Regions from separate parts of the Homo sapiens genome. Here region 2 is linked to region 1. A link is a loop called in an ENCODE intact Hi-C map of the cell type or tissue named here. Cell type or tissue: IMR-90. All regions are shown on one strand.

Evidence for each region. Peaks named below come from ENCODE experiments on the same cell type or tissue, not always from the same donor. Only the 100,000 strongest peaks of a DNase experiment are listed, where the experiment ranks them.
Region 2: it touches region 1 in a loop (5-fold over the local background); 83 of 110 quality-filtered maps call a loop at or near these places.

Annotation. Positions count from the first base shown.
Region 1 is chr6:146,853,919-146,861,918 of GRCh38, reverse strand. STXBP5-AS1 (STXBP5 antisense RNA 1) reads left to right here. Exons shown (of 11, transcript NR_034115.1): 8 at 1,176-1,301. Among named protein-coding and RNA genes, the nearest start is that of ADGB, 260 kb to the right of the region's middle. RefSeq lists an enhancer at 3,988-4,147. In IMR-90, a CTCF peak has its summit at 4,287 (motif pointing left); a DNase peak (open chromatin) is centred at 4,188; H3K4me3 peaks cover 220 bases; H3K27ac peaks cover 653 bases.
Region 2 is chr6:147,282,047-147,290,046 of GRCh38, reverse strand. All of the region lies in intron 8 of STXBP5 (syntaxin binding protein 5), which reads right to left. Among named protein-coding and RNA genes, the nearest start is that of STXBP5-AS1, 81 kb to the right of the region's middle. In IMR-90, a CTCF peak has its summit at 4,770 (motif pointing right); DNase peaks (open chromatin) are centred at 2,076, 4,776 and 6,386.

The sequences.
Region 1 (8,000 bases):
AGGAAAGCTGGATTGCTCTGCAGTGAGTGAAACGTGGAAAGGCCTTTCCCCACCAAGCAGTAGGCCAAATTGTAACAGTAAGATGTATTTGAAATAAAATGGTTCATAGATCAGAGGTGATCCTGTCTTTTTTAAAGCGTGAAAGTGTTCCTTCTGCAGAATGAGGCTCAAAAGAGGAACATGAATAATTTGATATTTATTATGTTATGATCTGCTTTAATCCATTATATATATGAAATAGTGTGTGTGTGTGTGTATATATATATATGTATAGATGATACAGAAATATGATTCTTTAAAAGGCTACATATTTAATATGCTTTCACTCTTAGCCCAGAGCAAAGCTGGTTTCTTCCTGCAGATAAATCATCCCCAGCTCTGGAGTTCTATATAGTTGACTTTAAATAGTCACTTGGTCTCAGATTTTGCTGGATTTCCAGTGTGATAGATGAAAGGATGCTGCACTTCTTACTCAACTACATCTCCTCTTTTACATTTCAGGCCATACCTTTCCATTAATTAATGCATACTGTCGTCAGCTCAGTCTTCCATCTTCTTTAATCATTTCAGCACCTGATCCACAATTTTGCTTCCCACACCACCTCTGACAACATCCTTGTACTGGTCAAGTTTATGAGCATTCTGGCACCTTACCATTTAACACATAACACCCTGTGTTGGTAAATATATTTTTATCTCCCTGCACATCGAAGTATAACTTGGCATTTCCCATACAGAAACCATAATGATGCACTGCAAATAACTCAAGCTTCACAAATATTTGCTCTGACCCAATGTGTGGCAGGGCAATTTTAATCCCGGATTCACCATCCTTACCATTCCCACCACCTTTAATCCTCTCTAGAGTCCAGCATCTACCAAGGCTGTGCTAGTAGAAGAGGGCTTTTGAAATGTAATCAGGCTGGGAAGAAAATGCACTTTTATTTTAGGAAAATTCAGGAGAAATTGGCAGGAAGCTAATCTCAGTGCAGCATGTCTGCTTATCCCTTTTTCTCTCCTGCAGAGGCCAGTTCACTATGAGGGCTCTGCTGTCCTTGCCAGCCTTCAAGCAATCAACGGCTCTTGTCCAGCAGTGGCTCAAACTCCTGGCCATTCACCCCAGGGACAGAAGCCAGTGGAGGGAGCAGTCATTGTTATTTACTTTTCATTGGCAGGTGGTGACCAGATGGATATAAACGGGCTGTGGAAAAAGAGAATGCATGGCCAAAAATGGTGGTGCTCTCTGTCCAAAAACTGAGGCCCTATGACCATGAATGAAGCCAGAGGGCAGGTAGGAATAGGTAAGAGAAGTTATTTCCAAATCACCATCCCCCTTTAGACTTTGAATGTTTTGAGTGTTTCATTAAATAGTGTTACAAGTCCTCTAAGATTCCACATAAACGTTTAGCCAGCCAACAGTTAAGTCTGTACCTCCCAAGGCAAGTGATGAATGTTGAGATTATAATTGTGAATGGCATAATCTCAAGGTCTAGGTGAAGTACAACATTGAACGGAAAAGGACTAAAAGAGGAAAAGAAGACATTTCCAGAAGAAGGTGCCAAAGTAGGGCTCCAGGCCAATTTGTTGAAAGCCAATTTGTTAAAATTAACTTGATGAATGACCAATTTACTGACTCATTGAGGGTTTTTGCTTATGTTTTAGTTTAATTCCTGCGCCTGCTTCTGAACATGACCCTGCCTCTGTAACAAAATAGTCTGGGCCAACTTCACAGACAGGGACAGGGAAAGTATAGGGTGAAGAGGAAAAGAAAATCTTCTAAACATCCTTACAATCTCACAAATTGGACATTTGGCAAATTGTTTTTCAGTCAATTGACTTGCTTCCCCAAAGCACAGCTATCTTCTAATTGTCTCTGTTTTCTAGCACAGGTTCCTGCTGCTTTCACATGCAGGTAAAATAAGGAGGGATGACATTCCCAAGAGCACGCACATATGCACACCACAAGGTGACATGTGCAAACCTGTGTCCACAACCCACTTCCTGGGTTTCTGTACAAGGTGAAGAAAGCCTTCTCAGAAGTCATCCCCTTCCTTCATGCTACAATTTTGCCTTATGTTAGGCTACCTTGGGAAAAAAAAATCACCAGAATTCTGGTGCTCAGTAGGGCTTTTAGTCATCATAATTGAGTAATCAGATTGAAGACTAATTCCAACCTGGATCCCCTCTCTAATTTTCTTGGCTGTAAATCTATTCAGGCCGCTGTAAAAACAAAACAAAACATACATTGGGTGGCTTATAAACACAGAAAGTTATTTCTCACGGATCTGGAGGCTGGAAAGTTTAAAATGAAGGTGCTGGCAGAATTGATGTCAGGTGAGGGCTCACTTCATGGCTCATAGACAGCTGTCTTCTCACTGTGTCCTCAGCCAGTAGCTGGCAAGGGAGCACTTGGGGGCCTCTTTTAGAAGGGCACTAATCCCATTCATGGGGGCTCCACTCTTGTGACCTGATTACCTCCCAGCCTTACCTCCTGATACCATCACATTGAAGATTAGATTTCAACGTATGGATTTTGGGAGAACAGAAACAGTCCACTGCAGGTCCGGAGTGCCTATAAAAGCATCGGTCTATGCAAGGGACATTGTTTCATCAAGTCTTAAATATTTTCACTGCTACACTCTACCGCTACAGTTCCCTGGTTTCTTTAGCTGTTACTCACTCTTATTCTTTGTTGCTTATATCAAAATTGAAGACCTTTGGAAAGATCCTTAAAGGAGTCTGAAAAATTCAAGAGAAAAACACACAAGAATGCAAATTAGAACAACAATAAAATACTATTTGCAACCTATAAAATTGTCAAAGCACATGAAAAGGAACTCTACTGGTATTGGCTCCTAACCATTGGTGAAAACGCAAATTGGCTCGGTGCTTCTAGAAGACCATTTGCAAATACATGCTGAGTAGCTTTAAATATCCACTGATCTTCAATTTTTCTTTTAGAGATTTTTCCCAAGGAAATAGAAATGTATGTAAAAGTTATTGACCTAGTGATGTTTACAATAGAAAAACAGAAAAAAATAGTGAAAATAGCTTTAATATCCATCCTTATTAAATTAACTGAATGTATTTTGTTACATTTATATGACACATGATAAACACTGCGCAAATATTTAAAATTATCAAAATATTTTAAGTAAAGAAAACAATAGATTGTTAATCTATGTATAATACTATAACACTTTCTAGTATAGCATATAGAATATTAGAAAAAGATCCTTACTTGATATACTAAATTAAATAACAATTATTGCTTGGCTAAGAGATTGTAAGTGCAGTTTATGCTTTTTCTTCTAGATCTATATTTTCCAGATTTTTAAGTTAACATGTCTTCAGTGAAGGAAGCCTGGTTTTGAATTCTTATAATTCTTTTAAAAATAACTTCATAATTTTTCTTTTAACAAAATTAAGAAAGCAAAGGGATTAAAAAAGCAGCCTTATTTACCAGAAATAATCCCATTGTACCTTTTCTCTCCCTGTTAAGCACAAATCTTCTCTAGAATACAGAAATATTCTAGAGATCACTGACGCATTTGAGGGAAATTGAAAACAAAACGAAACAGAACAAACAGAAGCCTTAAACAGTAAAATAACAGCAAGATGAAACTGATTTAAGACAATCAAATAACATCGTTTCCTGTTCATTCTCCAAACACAAGCTTTCTCTCGCTTTGACAGGTAGAATGAATCTGGGAAGGGATTGGTGTCCTCTCCTCTTCCCTCCTTCCGTCCCTTTCTCCCTGGCTCCCTTTTAAAAGCAAGTTGCATTGAACACAGCAGGGAGGTCTGATGGGAGGCACTGGTGGGGCTCCTTGCTGCAGGATGAGAGGATGAAACACACACAGCAGGGGAACATACACAATCAGCATCAAACCCCTAGCACCGGGAAGGCATAGAGGGGCTGTTCAGAAAAGGGTGCCTATGATGACTATTATTATTTAGTCTTAAAAAAACAAAAATCAGGGCAGCCCCTTTTGGAAAACAAACATGAGCACTGAACCAGTGTCACTGGGTTCACCGGCAGCTGCCAGCTGCACGCAGCGCAAGTCAACCAGAAACTCAACTAAGCAGTTTCCAGGATTTCATGGGAAGGATGACGATTCCTGAGAGTCCTTGCTCGCCTCTGGGGAAATGGGCCACTTGGGCCCCAGATGTGCGGGTCTTTTCCGGACTCAGGCCTGCGTCAGCATCCTTGGCCCGCGAGCCTGCGCCCTCATCGTTGCGTAAGAGTCTGTGCGGCCTCGCAGCCCGCGCGCTTGTCATCGGCGCCCCCTGCTGGACACACAGAGAAATGGCGCCTTCGCAGCCATCTGCTTGCCCCAGTCTGTCTCCACTTTTAGGACATTATTTTCTCCCTGTGCCACCATGAGAGGGGAATTTTCTACAGAGAAGGAAAAGAAATAAATCTTACCGCTGGAGCACAAAGCATACCCTGGAGCCCCAGCCAATATATGATTTCCATGGGAGGAAGGGCTGATTCTCAGCAGTTTATTCACACGGGCTCCAGTCCTTTTCTTACACCCGTGCACCTGCAGGACAGAGAGGCCAGGCCTCAGCCTGACAAAGCAGAGAAGGGGACCAGATAGGATTTCTCAGTGCTTGGAGGAATGTGAAGGGGCAGGGCTTGCAGTCCTCTCATGATTTTAACTCTACATCCTGTCACAGAAGCAGAAAGACCCGGAGAAGGCCGGGATGTCCTCAATTTCCTTCTTTTCTGCTTACTCCTTTAAACATCTCAGCAACCGCCTGTCACATCTCCAGAATTACATCGGCCTCCCTTGAAGTGTAAGCTATTACCCTCACCTAGCCATACAGATTTTATTTTATTTTATTTATTTTTTATTGTACTTTAAGTGTTAGGGTACATGTGCAGAACGTGAAGGTTTGTTACATAGATATGCATGTGCCATGTTGGTTTGCTGCACCCATCAACTCATCATTTACATTAGGTGTTTCTCCTAACGCTATCCCTCCCCCAGTCCCCCACTCCCCAACAGGCCCCGGTGTGCGATGTTCCCTTCCCTGTGTCCATGTGTTCTCATTGTTCAACTCCCACTTACGAGTGAGAACATGCGGTGTTCGGTTTTCTGTTCTTGTGATATTTTGCTGAGAATGATGGTTTCCAGCTTCATCCGTGTCCCTGCAAAGGACATGAACTCCTCCTTTTTTATAGCCATACAAATTTTAGAGACATTTAGACCTGCCTCAAAATCTTCTCTGCCCAAGCGTTGGGACTCCTGAGCTTGGGTGGGCGGCAGCCGCACAGTTTCTCAAAATGCACACTCCCTCGAGAAAGGTGGTACCATTATTGTTCAGCTGAGAGAAAGTTAGTCATGCTACCGTCTTCTCTTTGCTCAGTTTGAGTCAGATGTGCCACATCTCTCGCCTGAGCAGTGGCTAAATTTGTGGTCAATGGGGCTGAGCAGAGATAGAAGGGCTGTCAGTCCTGTGCAGGCCAAGGGTGCAGGCCTGCTGGGAGGCTTTCCTGAGAGCAGTCCCTCTGAAGTGTTCAGGATAGCCTTGCCTTTTCATTTTAATCCATGTTATTCGTGCCCTCATCTCCTCATGGTCCTCAGTCTTAGCTGCACTTTCAGATCACCCAGGAATCTTTTAAAAATCACTGATGCTCAGGAGCTGCCCCAGACTCATTCATTTGGAATCTCTGGAGATGGGGCCAGGGCAATGCATCTTTTTTTTTTTCTTTTTTGAAGATTCTCAGGTGACTATAATCATAAGCCGAGACAGAACCACTGACTTCATCTCTGTCTCCCCCAGCTTGTAGGGTGTGACCTTACAAAAGGAGGAACTCAGTAATGAATTCTGATGAATGAATGAGTGAGTGACTGTATGAATGGATGAATGAAGACTGAGAAGGGAAAAACACAGATGAATAATCCTTTATGACAAATATAGAAAACAATTGTGATTAATGAATTAATTACTAACTAAAAGTTAGCCATACAATAAAAGCAGTCACCAAACTAGAGGTGGACCACTCAGTGGATAGGCTGAAGGGGATGAGCCAAGGTATCCAACATTGATGGGAAAATGCTTCAAAGGGACCTGTGTTTACTGTTGGAACTGGTCTGGTAAAATTCTCCCTTTGGAAGACAGAAGGACAGGGAGGAGGCAGAGAGTGGGGAAGTAGTTGAACTCATGTAGCTGACTAAGAAGAGGATGGCAGTGTTGCCCCTGTTTCAGGGAGTCAGGCCCACAGAGGCCCTTGCTGTGCACACAGAGGTCCTTGCTGTGCACACAGAGCATATGGAACTCAGAGTTCCCTGGGGTGACTGAGGCAGAGACCAAGTTGCGATGTACTTGCAGAAAGCAGGACACAAACCCACCTAAGAGGCTCAGGAACAAGAATACATATGTGAGAAGTCTAGGCAAGTCCAGTCTCTCACTCTAACTAGAAGGTGAACTCTTTGAGACCAGAAATAATATCTTTCTCAGACCTTTTCTGAAAAGTTTCTATTTCTCCAAGTATATGGGAAGAGACTGGCTTCTAAAATAAGTGTAAGCAAGAAGGGAACCAACAGAAAAATGAAGGACAGTGTATTAATCAGGATTCTCCAGAGGGACAGGACTAATAAGATAGATGTATATATGAATGGGAGTTTATTAAGGAGTATTGACTCACATGATCACAAGGTGAAGTCCCACAGTAGGCCATCTGCAAGCTGAGGAGCAAGGAAGCCAGTCCGAGTCCCAAAACCTCAAAAGCAGGGAAGCCTGCAGTGCAGCCTTCAGTATGTGGCCAAAGGCCTTAGAGCCCCTGGCAAACCACTGGTGTAAGTCTAAGAGTCCAAAAGCTGAAGAACTTGGAGTCCAGTGTTTGAGGGTAGGAAGCATCCAGCATGGGAGAAAGATGAAGGCCAGAAGACTCAGCAAGTCAAGTCCTTCCGCGTTCCTCTGTCTGCTTTTATCCTAGCCGTGCTGGCAGCTGATTAGATGGTGTCCACCCAGATTGAGGGTGAGTCGGCCTCTCCCAGTCCACTGACTCAAATGTTAATTTCCTTTGGCAACACCCTCACAGACACACCCAGGAACAATACTTTGCATCCTTCAATCCAATCAAGTTGACACTCAAATATTAACCAACACAGATAGAATGCAAATTCAATGAGTTTGCAAATTGGTATAAGATTCATACAGTGAAACGTGGTAACCATCTGGGCCAGGATATGGCTATAAAGAAGCCAAGTGATTAAGTCATGCCCAGAAGGAAAATCAGTCACAGGGTAGGACTAGGTTGGCTCTCAAGGAATTCTATCTCCAGGATTTCAGCTCATCAATTTTCACAGACAACTAGCATGGTTTCTTTCCTCATTATTAGAGTCTCCATATTCAAAATAGAATTAATAACAGAGCTTCCCCCCAAAGCTGGCACAAAGCAATATATCTTATTGCCCACTACACAAAGGTTTGCTTTCTAATTCTAAAGATCCAAATCTCTCCCTAGCTAACGTTTCAAATACAGCTGGTTTACTTACTGCTTTGGATTTGTCAGATAAAGGCTAAAGTTCTGGAAGACAGTTATTTTTCTACCCTGGGGGATGCTAGGGACTTTTGATGAGGTCTTAGATACTCACACATATCCTTTCATTTGCCATAAATTATTAGCCTGGTTCAGTCTAATTATTACATAATTCTTCCACTGTTATAATACAAATTCTGGATGCTCATATGATGCCAAGCTTCTTCCTTCCCCTAGCATTGGCCTAACCAGGCCCAAGAGACTGGCGGGGAGGTTGGAGGCACAGTTGGCTTTCTCCCTACTTCCTGGCTACACATCTTTCCTAACTTGATGGTTACTTTATAAAAATTCCTCTGGAATTAGGTCCAGAGTGACAGATGAATCTGGAGAAAGCGTGCAGGGTTAGAGGCTGGTACACATGTCATCCAGTGCTGGTGCCCTCTGGCCAACTAGATGGTCAAAGCTCTCCTGTCGGATGTTGGTTGTGAATCTTTGGTGGTCCTTG
Region 2 (8,000 bases), 430 kb before region 1:
TTTGTAGAGATGACAGATGGGGTTTTACCATGTTACCCAGGCTGGTCTCAAACTCTGGGCTCAAGGGAGCTGCCCGCCGCAGTCTCCTGAAGTGCTGGGATTACAGGCATGAGCCACTGCACCCGGCCAGGAAAGCGAACATTTTTAGTGTATTTGTTTTCTGTTGTGGTATCCCTGGTGACAAACATTGTTTGGCATATAGTATATCTGGGTAAAGTTTTATTCTAGATAGGTTGTGCCAATTTATAGTTCTATCAGCAGCGTAAGACCGTATTTTGCCATATCCTCCCCTAGCAATGTTTTTTTTTTTCTTTTTGCTGATTGTTAAATAAAAAGAGTAACTTATTTTAATCTGATGTGTTTGGATCCCTAACTGGTCATGTATACTTCTTTTAAAAAATAGCTTGCTGTTCTTTATCAATGCTTCTACGTCATCTTCCTTGTATTAGAAAATAAATTTTACTGTCCAGGCTTATTAACATTCTGTCAATCATGTATGTTGCAAATATTTTCCCTAGCGAATTCCTACAAATTAAAAAAAATTGTACAGAAATACACATCTAAATAATCAAGTCTATCAGCCTTAATATGTTGCAATTTAAGAAAATATGAAATCCTAAAATATCGGTTCTTCCAAAATTAATTTATAAATGTAATGTAATTAGAATCTCAACAGCTTTTCTTGAATTTGGACAAAGCGATCTTAAAGTTCACCCAGTAGACTAAATGTCTATGAATGGCTAGGGAAACTACCAAAAAGATCAACTTCCAAGATGATACAGTGAATATCATAGGTAGGTAGGCATGAGTGGGGCAGGAGAGGGCTCTAGAAATGTCAGATGATGGTTTGACAATTATCACACTGCCTCACTAAAAGTGATATTGGCAGCCGGCGCCAGGGAGAACCCATTTCCTGATGGTCCACACCTGCTGCACTAAAGTGTTAACTGAATGCAAGCGCCAGGGAGACGCAACTTCCCAGGCATGGGCAGTAAGTAACAAAATGGTGGAGTATGACCTTCGGGGGGCACTCCACTGGAAAACAGAGGGAAGCCTCAGATGGACGTGTGTACGAATTCCTAAACACACTGCACGTGTTCACCTACCAAGGGTAAGGAGGGCACCACACATAGGGGCAGCACACCCTAAGGGAAGAATCATGGGAAAGGGGCAAGCCTATGAAGTCCTAGGGTCAGAGTTAAACACTGCACTTGTTTTCCAAGTTGCCCACCTGGATCTCTTTCAAGTGTTTCTTCCCTGTTCTAAAGCCTTTTTAATAAACTTCCACTCCTGCTCTGAAACTTGCCTTGGTCTCTTTTTTTCTTTATGCTCCTCAGTTGAATTCTTTCTTCTGAGGAGGCAAGAATTGAGGTTACTGCAGACCCATACAGATATACTACTGGTAACTCAGATATATGCCACCAGTAACAGGAGGACCTCGATGAACTTGCTCTCCCACAAAAATGAAAGTACTATTAAAACAACTAAAGTTAAACATTTTAAAACTCTGGAGAATGACCAAGCCACTAACAAGATGAAAAATCATCTACCCAATAGATACTACTGAACTTCAGTAACATGAGGGGTTCGGGGACAGGGGACTGTGGTATTTTTAAGGAAGGTCTATTTCTATCCCCTAGCTACCCAGCTCAGTGGTAGGCTAGCCATGAAAATGCAGTAGTATCAGCCAACAGAGAGGACTGAAGTTTTCTTGGAGCTCTGTTAAAACCACTTTTGCTACAGCACAATCAACATTTTGTGTGAACCTGCAGCTCCCTGGAACTCTATTCCCAAAGTGCTGTGGCTGTCTCATTTGACACAGACCTCAAATATGGGAGACAAAAATCCCTACCCCCAGGGCATTCCAGAACAATAGCAATCTGTTGGAAGTATTACAGCTGCCTAAGGCTGTAGTTTCAGTTGAGGCAAATGGAACTCAGGCAGAAATTTAAAAGAAAAGCTCCGAGAACTAGACACATTCATGGCGGTCTAAAAGGCTGCCTGCCCAGGAAAGAGTGAGGAAAGGAGAAGGCCCCAGTCACTCATTTCTGGCCGACTTTGAGATCCTGAGCAAACAGGAAGAAAAAAAAAAAGTAAAATGACTCATAACACCTATCACTGGCAAGGACACTGGAAAAGGGATACTCATACATGGCTGGTAGAAATCTGAAGAATATAGCTTTTTTTGAAAAATGGTTTGAGAACATTTATTAGAAATAATAAAACTTCAATATTTCGGGGTGGAAATTGTACTCTGAAGTATTTATTCCATAGAAACAAAAGGACCAATTCCTATGGCATATGTACAAAGATGGTAGCTGCAGCATAATTTGCAATGTTTAAGAAATGAAAACAAAGGGAATGCCCATTAATTTGAAATAGCTGAATAAGTTGTGATACAAACAACTGGCTCTGACACAGCCATTAACATAAAAGAAATGCCAGAACATTTGGAGGAATCTTCCTAAAGTACAGTGATTAAGATGCAAAAAAGGAGTTACAAACAATCCAGTTCCACTCTTTAAAAGTTACTTTAAAATGTACAGGCCGGGCGCGGTGGCTCACGCCTGTAATCCCAGCACTTTGGGAGGCCGAGGCGGGCGGATCACGAGGTCAGGAGATCGAGACCATCCCGGCTAAAACGGTGAAACCCCGTCTCTACTAAAAATACAAAAAATTAGCCGGGCGTAGTGGCGGGCGCCTGTAGTCCCAGCTACTTGGGAGGCTGAGGCAGGAGAATGGCATGAACCCGGGAGGCGGAGCTTGCAGTGAGCCGAGATCCCGCCACTGCACTCCAGCCTGGGCGACAGAGCGAGACTCCGTCTCAAAAAAAAAAAAAAAAAAAAAAAAAATGTACAATTAAGTTATTATTGAACTATAGTCACCCTATTGTAACTCAAACGATAAATGTTTGAGGGGATTAATACCCCATTCTCTATGATGTGCTTATTTCACACTGTATGCCTGTATCAAAATATCTCATGTACCTCATAAATATATATATCTAGTATGTACTCACAAAAATTTTAAAAAATTTTAAAGATGCAAAAACACTAACATAATCCTAATTTTTGTAAAACAATGATCAGAAAAATAATCTCATGTTTATTTGTGTGTATGTGTTAATACACATGATTTTAGAAATACCTATATTTTAGAAGAATATCTGTAAGATTTTTGACATAGCTTACCTGGTGGGACAAGAAAGGAGATTGGGCTGCTAACATGGGAAAAGGCTGAGGGAGAAGGAACTGGTATGATAGGATCTCATTTATGTATAATGATACATGTGTATGAAAAAAACTATCCGTCTTTTTGGTCCCTCCCCTCTTTGGTTTTACGCTTGGAAAGTTCTTCCCCACACCAAAATCACATAAATCTGCTTTTTCTTATAATTTAGAATAGATTCATTTATTACATTAATTATTTTCTGATGTGTATTTTGATACAGGGAAGACATTTTCCTCTTAATAATTAATAAGCTATCAATCATCTGAGTGCTAGTTTAATAGCTCTACTGAGCTATAACTGCTAAACAAAAGTACACTACTTAAAGTGTACAATCAGATGAGTTTTGACATAAATATTTACTTGCCAGCTCAATTTATTGAACCATCATTCTCTCCTCACTAGTATGAAATATCACCCATATTAAATTTTTATAAATATATACTTGTACACTGACTGGTAATGGAACATTGAATCCTGTCTTAATTTAAGATCCTAGAGAATAATCCCTTTCCCCTCCTTATGAAGAAATGGTTGTACAGGGAATCTTGAATCTCTAGCAGCCCAATTTACAGGAACCAAGAAGTGACAGAAGTGACCAAGGAACTGGAAAGAACTGCCAGAAGAAAGGAAAGGATTGTTGAGGTGGGAGAGAGAATTGCAAGGAAAATAAAAGGTATCGAAAAAAGGAGGCTTAAATCTGAAAAGTAGTCCCTTGTGTTATACAAGGAATAAATTAAGAACTTCAACCTCTATTCCAATCTATATAGAGATGTATATGACCTTTCAGTAAAAAATTTAAATGTTTGCTCTGAAGAAGGTCAGCTGGCTTTTATCCTCTTTCTACCATGCAGAGTTCTAGTGGGAGAGTCAGGCTGACAGAATTTAGAATTATAGACACAAATTTTACATTTAGGTTCAAACATGATTTTGTTTTATGAAGTGAAACAATTATTCAGAAATAACTCCTTTAACTTACTTCAATATTCAACATCAATCTTTCAGAGGTTGGAACAAATTCTAAAGGACATTAGATGGTATTTGCTAAACGCTTCCAAGCCTGAGCTTCTATATCTTGCAAAAAACCTGGCTAGGTACAAAATTCTTAACTTTCTTCTTGCTCAATAGTCCCTTGATATTGCTCTATTGTGTTCTAACATTCAGACTTACAAGTCTAAGTCAGTCTGATTTCTATTCCTTTAGAAGTTAACTTTTACTTCTGTCCCTCTGAGAGGATGTTAATAGAGTAGTTTCATTTTCTCTGTAAATGAAAAATGTTGCAGTGTTTAGAGTGATCATCCTGTATTAATTTTGCTTGAAAAAAACCCAACAAATCCTTGGTCTGCATATTCTGATATCTTTCCAACCAAGATGTTTTAAATAATGTCTCTGATTACTGCTTATGGTCTAGATAGGTTTATTTATTCATCTATAATTCTAGGCTAAGCATTTTCTAAATCAAATCAAATAATAAGGTACTACCCATGATTTTAAGCACATATAAATGGAAAGACATTTAGGGGATTTCACCACTAGGTGTCATTTTACTTCTTAAATGCTATGCCACCAGAGGAACAAAAATACGTGCTTGTTCTTTTAACTATCCGTGAACTACCTTGACCAGTCAGTTAAAAGATCTGATTAATTATAAAACCTCACTTAATAACTCACATAAACTTCCATGCCACATCTGATTTCTCCTTCTTACTATGGCCTATTTCCCCACCCCTCAAACCACCAAGCCTCAAATAATTGGTTTAAGTCCTATTGATTCTAATTCCAGAATTTCATTCATACATGTCCATTTCTTCCCATTTCCTCTAATAAAATCTCCATTATTTATTAATGCAAAGCTTCCTAATTAGCCACCCTCTTCTGCCTCCAGCCCACCTGATGTACTATCATTAAAGTGATATTTTTAAGATGTAAACTTAATGCTTCTCACTAAAAACTCAATTACTAGGTCTCCATTATGAAGTTCAAACTTTTTATCATACTTTGATATATAATCTTGCCTCTGTACATGGTTCTGTTTTCACTTCCTGCTACTTGCCCAAAGGCGTTTTAAACTCTGGTCATATTAAACTATTAGCAGTTTTCCAAGAACACCCCACTTTTGTTTATGTCTTTGTGCCTTTGTGCCTTCTAAGATAACTTTGCCCTGCTCTTTGCTACCTTATACCACCAGTATCATCCTTTAAGACCAAGTTCATATACCCTGAATTTGTGAAATAGTCCAACACCTTTTACCCAAAACCAGTCACCACTTATTTGTTTCCATATCATGTTATACATGCCTTTATCAGCACTTATCACAATGTATTATATTTATCAGTTTATAGATCATTTTTATTCACTTGATGATGAGCTCTTCAGGACAGTATATTTTCAGTATTTAATCTCTGGTAGGTAGGAGGTGCTCAATGTTTATTCAATGAATAAAGATTCATTTAAAATGAATAAAGATTACTGACAAAAACAGTTGCTTTCTAAAGTTTTAATTTTGCCAGTTAGGATGAGGAACATATTTTAAGTGTTATGCTTGTTACACTGCAGTTATGTTCTCAGTCTAGCGTGGCTATCCAATAGGGTAGCCGTAAGTCTACCGTGCACTCAAAATGCACGGACAGCGGGACACGTAAAATGTATCTAGTCCAAGTTAAGATGTGCTAAATACACACTAGATTTCAAAGATTTAGTACAAAAAAAGAATAAAATATCTCAATTTTATACGTTGATTACATCATGAACTAATAGTTTGCATATTTGGGATTAAAGAATATGTTATTAAAATTAGTTTTACCTGTTTCTTTTTACTGTTTTTAACATGGTTACTAGCAAATTTAGAATCACACACGCAGCTCACGTTACCTTTCTATTGGACAGTGATGTTCTAGAAAATAAAAAGACAAACTGAAGAGCCACATTGCTAATAATACTAGTCTGCAATGGGGAGGAGGGTTGTTCCCTCCTAAATGAGTGTACAAAGTTGATTTACGGCTGGACTTGGACCCCTGAACATCTGTTTTTTTACTTTTGGCCAAGAAAAGGACAGTGGGATTTATGATGTGTTGTTTAAGGCCCAAAACTTCCCTGGTAACCACCAGTGTATAGTTTTGCTGCAGGTTGGCAAACGGCCTAGTTGATTTATTAGCAAGACTGGCTTGATCATTACAAGGGCCTTCCTGAGAGTTTCTCTGGAGCTCTTCAGAAGCCAGATCTTGGTGACTCGAGGTGGACTCAGCACAATCCTCGTGTGTAAGTGCTCACTGGGAGCTCACATAGGGGAGGGATGTTTCAGAATACCTGCCTGCATTCTCTTTCTCCTCCTGTATCATATCCTTCGCCTTTAAATCATGGTCTTGTTTGAGTATGCTCTGTGGAGTCTGGTAAGTCTTTTCAAATACATAAACTGGGGAAAGGTTTGTGATGAATCATAAGGAACTGAGGTATAATTTTATTATTTACTGAATGTTTTAGATTTCAGGTGAATCTTAAAAGCAGATTAATGGAATTCTTTACACGTCTCATCCTTAACATATTAAGCTGACGTACTTAGGTGAATTTGAATTTTATTTTTCCCTCAGTGACCTTCAACAGAATAAAAGTTCCCCAATCTTGGTTTACTTTTTGATAAGTAGATTGATTACATTGATGAATAAGCTTCAGAAACTAAATTTAAAATATCATTTCCTATAATAAAAATCTATGGGTTTTGACTGTCTAGCACAAGCTTGTCCAACCCATGGCCTGCAGGCCACATGTAGCCCAGGACAGCTTTGAATGTGGCCCAACACAAATTAGAAAATTTTCTTAAAACATTATGACATTTTTTTTTTTTAGCTCATCAGCTATCATTAGTGTTAGTGTATTTTATGCGTGGTCCTAGATAATTCTCCTCCTTCTAATATAGGAAGGCACCCCTGGTCTAGCACCTCCATTTCCTTAGGAAACCATCTGATTCTGGTAAAGCTGACAATCACAGAAAATCTTACTCTGCAACACATCACCCTCAACCCTGCGCTACAGGGGAGGTCCTGTGAGGCCCTGGCCCAGGAAATTACAAAACCAAGATGAGTGCTTCAGGGTAAGAATCTGAGCCATGCCAATACTGTCGAAGTTATTCCCTCCTAAGTAATGAAACCCTATCTGCCATGGGAGAGAAACAAGCCAAAAGAGAAACAGCTTACTCCTAGATGTACCATACAGAGATGCAGAATCTATGGCCCACTGAAAGGAAATAACCGCAGAGTCATTATATGGAACCAAATCCTGCTTAATTTTCACATATTCACTAAACTTTGTAGCTTAAAAATCCTGTTCAATCTTGCCATTTTACAAGTAATAAAGCTTAAGTCTCAGAGAAAAGGAATCTCCACAAGGTATTTCACACATAGCACTTACAATTAGATTACAGGTTGTCTGACTGCCAGGGAAATGTTTGAGACTCATAAAAGTGAGATTAAAGGGACCTATCACCTTTTGTTTGTTTTTGGTAGTCAAAAATAACCTGTTGAATCTTAAAGTGAAGAAAAATGCTCATCTTTAATTCAGTATTTCTAAAACTTCTTTCACTATGACATACCTTTTCCACCAAACGAATCATAAATATAAGAAAAACTAGTCTTTGTGGAATATATTTTGGGGGTTCACTAATCCATTCTACCAAGTAAATAACAAGTTCCACACCTACACTTCCTAGAGCCATATATGAATAGCACATCATAATTTCCGGGTAATTTCACTTCCATTTTGATTATTTGAACCACAGC